2 separate regions of the Homo sapiens genome follow, and region 2 is linked to region 1. Evidence: chromatin contacts called from ENCODE Hi-C or POLR2A ChIA-PET data. All regions are on one chromosome and are shown on one strand. The core of a region is the stretch at or near the end of the contact, and the rest is flanking DNA. Distances in the headings are between cores, read along the strand shown.

The links. A loop is a pair of places that touch in the nucleus more often than their neighbours do. ChIA-PET counts read pairs that join two places held with the same protein, here RNA polymerase II (POLR2A). Pooled maps may share reads with other maps.
Region 2: a loop to region 1 is called in a pooled map, with 6 times the contacts of the local background. The contact joins the promoter of RHBDD2 here to the enhancer-like site in region 1. A Hi-C loop is called at or near these places in 5 of 37 single-sample maps with no recorded cell type and 9 of 50 pooled maps. POLR2A ChIA-PET finds 5 or more read pairs at or near these places in 8 of 52 experiments (A673, MCF 10A, Panc1 and 5 more).

Annotation. Positions count from the first base shown.
Region 1 is chr7:75,841,320-75,844,325 of GRCh38, reverse strand. No RefSeq gene overlaps it. Among named protein-coding and RNA genes, the nearest start is that of CCL24, 29 kb to the right of the region's middle. RefSeq lists an enhancer at 1,174-1,393. Within about 2 kb of position 1,346, at least 13 of the 41 ENCODE cell types and tissues checked have a DNase peak (open chromatin) inside an H3K27ac peak, as active enhancers do; they include A673 and endothelial cell of umbilical vein, where a contact is called at or near this core.
Region 2 is chr7:75,877,513-75,880,314 of GRCh38, reverse strand. RHBDD2 (rhomboid domain containing 2) reads right to left here and starts at 1,281. Exons shown (of 4, transcript NM_001040456.3): 1 at 1,055-1,281. The coding sequence starts at 1,232. RefSeq lists silencers at 901-1,080, 1,181-1,430 and an enhancer at 977-1,585.

The DNA of each region.
Region 1 (3,006 bases), core at 97-2,596:
ATTGTGCCACTGCACTCCAGTCTGGCAGTGAGAGTGAGATTGTCTCAAAAAACACAAAACAAACAAACAAACAAAATAAAGACAGGGTCTCCTATGTTGCCCAGGCTGGTCTCGAACTCCTGGGTTCAATCAATCCTCCTGCCTCAGCCTCCCAAAGTGCTGGGGTTGTAGGCGTAAACCATCATGCCAGCCTCTATGGGAGCCATAAAGTGGTCTATGTAATCACACACTTGTCAAACCAATTCTATCCGTGATTCTTGGGGAAATCTGTGAAGTCCCATCTATCTGAAGAGATGTTGTGGAGGCTGAAATAACTCCATCTTGGAAGCTAGGCTTCTGATTAACCCTGGTTCCAAGAATGCCTCTAAGATTTCCAGTTTATCTATCATTCCTTATATAAAAGCGCATACTTACCATTAATCCTGCCCTTATGCCAGAGGCGTTAGAACCAGAGTGACTCCATCTTGAGTGAGGGCTAAGAAAAATGAGGCTGGGGCTTGCTGGGCCGCACTCCCAGAAAGTGAGGTATTCCTAGCCTCCAGATGTTTACAGTTAAGGGAACAGATTGACAATGTTTACTAAACAGACCCAGACTTAGGAGTGTCCTGATATCCCGATATCTTGACAACAGAAGCGTTCCTACGATAATTTCGATTCTTGCGAAATACAGTAAGAAAATTAATCCTTTATCACAAACCCTTGTAGCAGAACACATCTCCCCATAATCTTTTCTTATGCTATATATAAACAAGTATTGTCTCCAGGGTGGACACATTCCTCCTCTTCCTAACCTGTCTGTGGAGTAGCTGTGTCCTTCACCACGTTACTTTCCTAATAAACTTGCTTTTACTTTATGAACTTGCCCTGAATTCTTTCTGGCGCGAGATCCAAGAACCCTCTGTTGGGGTCTGGATCGGGACCCCTTTCTGGTAACACTTGGATCAAATCAACCTTGATGAACTCCTACTTACTGTAAATCCTGCCCTTAAGCAAATTCCTACACATTCCTTCTGGAGCATGTGCATTCTTTCCTTATGGTATATAGTTCCTGAGTCTGGGATGTAACAGCATGGAGATCTACCTGCCTTGTGGCCATCCAAGACGATGCTTCTGTCCATAGTTCCCCCAGTGAAACACCCCGTGATGACAAACTGGATTTGTCTGCCTCATTCTTTGGTTTCTTGGCTCCTTCTATACTTAGGGTTGTTTTGCATATAAGGCCCTATTGTGAAACAGATGTTTAATATGAGTCACTGTTCTGTTTAGAAATATACATTGTTGTTACTGTTGATCTCCACTTCTGCGGGGGTGTTTCCTGTTCTGGAAATCTCTCTGCTGGCCCCTGGGGCACCTCCGTGAATAGTGAAATGCTCACTACTTGGCAGGGAGACTTTCAGCTCTGAGTCCAGCCTGCAAACACCCCAATATCACTCTTCGCACAGAGATACAGGCACTGTGACACTAAGCTGGAGGCAAGGTATGTGGGGAGGCTGGCCTGGGGAAATAAAGCTATTTTTGGATCCAATAAAGCTTCCTAAAGCTGAGGCCACCTAAGAGGTATCCGTCAAATGCTTACCTTGTATAGGATTCTTCTGTGTATTTTGGTCCAGTGGTCAGCAAGAGGCCGGGAGCTACAGAACTACCCATCCAGGGCCCCAGGGAAGGTTAAGGACAGGGTTAAACCAGACTTCAATTCTCATCATCCTGATGCAGCAAGAAGGAAATGTCTGTTATCAGTGTGGGTGGGAGTTGTGTTTCCCCTGAAAGGAGTGGAAATTTCACTGAAAGTCATCCTGGAAAGAGGCCAGTCTTCGGAGACAGAAAAAAAAAAAAAAATGAAAAGGCTGGGCGCGGTGGCTAATACCTATAATCCCAGAACTTTGGGACACCAAGGTCTGCTGATCACTTGAGGTCAGGAGTCCAAGGCCAGCCTGGCCAACATGGCAAAACCCTTTCTCTACTAAAATTACAAAAAAAAATTAGCCGGGTGTGGTGGCACACACCTGTGGTCCCAGCTACTTGGGAGGCTGAGGCACGAGAATCGCTTGAACCCGGGAGGCAGAGGTTGCAGTGAGCCAAGATCGTACTATAGCACTCCAGCCTAGGTGACAGACTGAGACTCAGTGTCAAAAAAAAAAAAAAAAAAAGAAGCTTGGGGAGGTGGGTCTCAAAGACAAAACAAAAGCTTTTTCTCTCCCCAGGGCTGCTAAACCTGGATTTTGAGGCACAGACAAAAGATCTATGTTGTAGCTAATTTTCTGACAATTTGGCTATGCTAAGGTGCCTGTCTAGACATCAGTTTAGATGCTAACACCAGTCTAGGTGCTACTATGAAGGTAATTTTCAGACATGATTAACTTTTTTAATTTTTATTTTAGAGACAGAGTCTTGCTCTGTCGCCCAGGCTGGAGTGCAGTGGTGCGATCATAGCTCACTGCAGCCTCAACCTTCCAGACTCAAGTGATCCTCCCACTTAAGCCTCCCAAGTAGCTGGGACTACAGGCTCACACCACCACGCCTGGCTTTATTTTATTTTTTTTGTAGAGACAGGGTCTCGCTATATTGCCCAGGCTGGTCTCAAACTCCTGAACTCAAAGCGATCCTCCTGCCTCGGCCTCCCAAAGTGCTGGGATTACAAACGTGAGCCACCGTGCCTGGCTGTGATGAACATTTAAATCAGCAGACTTTGAATAAAGACGATGACCCTCCACAAAGCAGGTAGGTCTCATCCAATCACTTGAAGGCTTTAAGGTCAAAGAGTGAGGTTTCCTGAAGAAGAAGGAATTGGGCCTCGATTCCACTGCAACATAGAAACCCTGGCTGGGTTTCCAGCCTGCTTGGCCTGCCTGAAGAATTTAGACACGAGGCTGCAACACCACCTCTTCCCTGGATCTCCAGCCTGCCAGCTTGCCCTACACATTTTGAACTTGCCAGCCTCTGCAATTACAGAAGCCAGTTCTTTTTCTTTTTCTCTTGAGACAGAATCTCACTTTTGTCGCCCAGGCT
Region 2 (2,802 bases), core at 32-2,531, 36 kb before region 1:
TCAGTCTGGCCATCACCAGAGGCTTCATTATCTGAAGAGTACTTCATTATTTGTTGAGTATTTCCAAAACTGAAATTCCAAGTATAAACATGAAAAGATTCTAGAAGCAACTGTACATGATTTGGAGATTATCTACCCGAAGGCTCTAGTTCCAAAACATCACAGAATAAAAAAAAAAATATAGATTCCTATCTCAATTGCATGACGCAACAGCTCTGCGATTCTCTGCATGAAACCTCAATCTTATCTAGATAACGGGCCAATAACAGGTCCTACGTCATGGGATCCTTGTGAGGGTTAAACGAAATTAATACATATCAGTGTGTGTGCTTTGCAAAACAGCAGGAGATATGCAAATTTCCTGTGTTCCTCTCGAGAAAATGAGGAAGACACGGAGACTAGGAATGTCTTTCAGGAATGGATGTTTATACTTAATTGGTCTGCAAAATTTCTCTCCCCTAGAGAAAAACAAACACTTCTCTCCAAAGGCAGAAGACACCCTGGTACCCCCATGAGCTGGGAATGGCAGTCAAGATTAAGATACAGATGAAAAAGCAGAAGAAATTCCAAATCTCAAGAGGGCAGGACGTTTATAGGGCTTATAGGGGTTTGTGGATAAAGTCCAATTGTCGTGATGTAGGTGAGAGAAAAACGTTTTTCAGTGGGGCTTAGGCCTAAAGCAGACGTAGGTGTGTATGTGAAATGGGAGGGGGAGACGAAAAATCTTTACCCTTGGAGAGCGAGCATGGATTTGCTAGCGAATGGATTTGGGGCCTTAACCAGTCTGGTGGCGACAGGGAAGGGAACAAATTCGGGTAGGGAAGGGATTACAGTGATGACGAAGATGGGGTCTGCAGACAAAGGTGTGGAACACGGAGAGCAAGAGACGGTGCTGGAGGTCGGTCCTCCGGGGGGCGGGCATGGTGATGAGGACCGAGACAGGGGGAGACTGGCGGTGAGGCCTGAAGGGGCGAGTCCCGGAGGCTAGAGCCCAGGAACCGGCAAAGTCGGAGGACAAGGACTCGCCCCGCGATCCCGGCCCGCCCCTGCTCACCTTGCCAGTTGCGAAGGGCCTCGGACTTCAGCGTGAGGCCCGAGGGCGCCAGGGGCTGCTGCAGCAGGAACAGGCGAGGCCCGGAAACCAGCAGCGAGAGCAGCGCAGTGAAGAAGGTGGCGGATGGCACCTCGGGACACAAGCACCAGCTGCGACACCCGGGCCCCGAGGCCGCCATGGCCGCCGTCGTTCCCGCGCCCCGCCTCGACGCCGGCTGCCGGTCCTCTGCTCCTTCCGCCTCCTCGCGGCAGTTTCCCTTGGCAACAGCAGAGGAGCCGGCCGGAGGCCACGCCTCCCAGAGGCCCCGCCCCATGCCAAGTTGTCCAATCCGGTAGCGCCGATCAGCCCCCCCCCCCCCCCCCCCCGTGCGTGGGAGGCCGGGACGGGGGGAGGGGGGTCGGGGCCACTTCCGGGTAGGAATGTTCCAGCACCGTGTTTGATTCCATCCTACTCGGGCTGGTACTGAAACTGCTCCTATAAACTTTAGGAAATTAATCAGGGAAGAAGGGAGGGGGAAAAACGAAAATAAACGAAGCTTGCAGCACACTCTGCGTTCATCACTAGGTCACCTTGCTCTCCGACCTGCTTGCTCATAGCTCTGTGTATCAGCTATGATAGGTGCCCATCGTCTGTCCTAGAATCACGTAGACCCTGTCACAAGATTACAATTCCCCTTAACTCCATAGATAACAACTTGAACATTATGAAACGTTTTCCCTTGGAGATATTCTTTCAGGTCCCGCATACCAGCATAATTACTGACACCAGTTGTTCTGAAGGAGCCCACAGAAGCAAGACTCAATGGGGACTGCAGTTTCCATATCCTGAGGATTTCAACCCCCTTACCCTGACCAGTCGATGACCCCAATTTTCCAGCCCCTCACCCTTCACAATGCCCTTTAAAATCCCAGCCCGGAACTCCTTGGGGAAGATGGATTTGTTGGTCTCCCTGCGTCTCCTCCTAGGCACCCTGCCATCTTTAAACCCTTTTTCTGCTGATAACCCTGCTTCCTCAGTGTAACTGGTCTGTTATTGCACAGCGGGCCTAGGCACCTGTTGGTCCTGTAATAATACCTCATGATTATTATGCCTTACAGCTCACAGAACTCTTTCATATCACGATCTTCCCATCTGTATTCATCCCTATTACACCAAAGAGGAAACAGGACTAGGGAGGGCCCTGGGTAATTCAGTTACATGGCAAAGACAGAATTAGAACTCAGTTCCTCCTGCTATGGCCCGGAATTGGCCTCCAGTACAGCCAGGGGCAGCTTTATCTTCATATTGAAGAAAAGGGGCAGGAGGCTGGGCACGGTGGCTCACGCCTGCAATCCCAGCACTTTGGGAGGCCGAGGCGGGCGGATCACGAGGTCAAGAATTAGAGACCAGCCTGGCCAACATGGTGAAACCCCGTCTCTAATAAAACTACAAAAATTAACCCGGCATGGTGGCGCGTGCCTGTAATCCCAGCTACTCCGGAGGCTGAGGCAGGAGAATCGCTTGAACCCAGGAGGCGGAGGTTGCAGCAAGCCGAGATCGCACCACTGCGCTCCAGCCTGGGTGACAGAGCAAGACTGTATCTCGGAAAAAAAAAAAAGGAAAAGGGACAGGAAACGGGAGAGGGATTCAATGGAAGGGACTCAAAAGTTAGGGATGTAATAGAACACTCATAACCGAGATCTATTTCAGCACTTTACAGTTTGAAAAGTGCTTTTGCTGGAGAACAGCTGTTTAAGGTAGACCTTCCT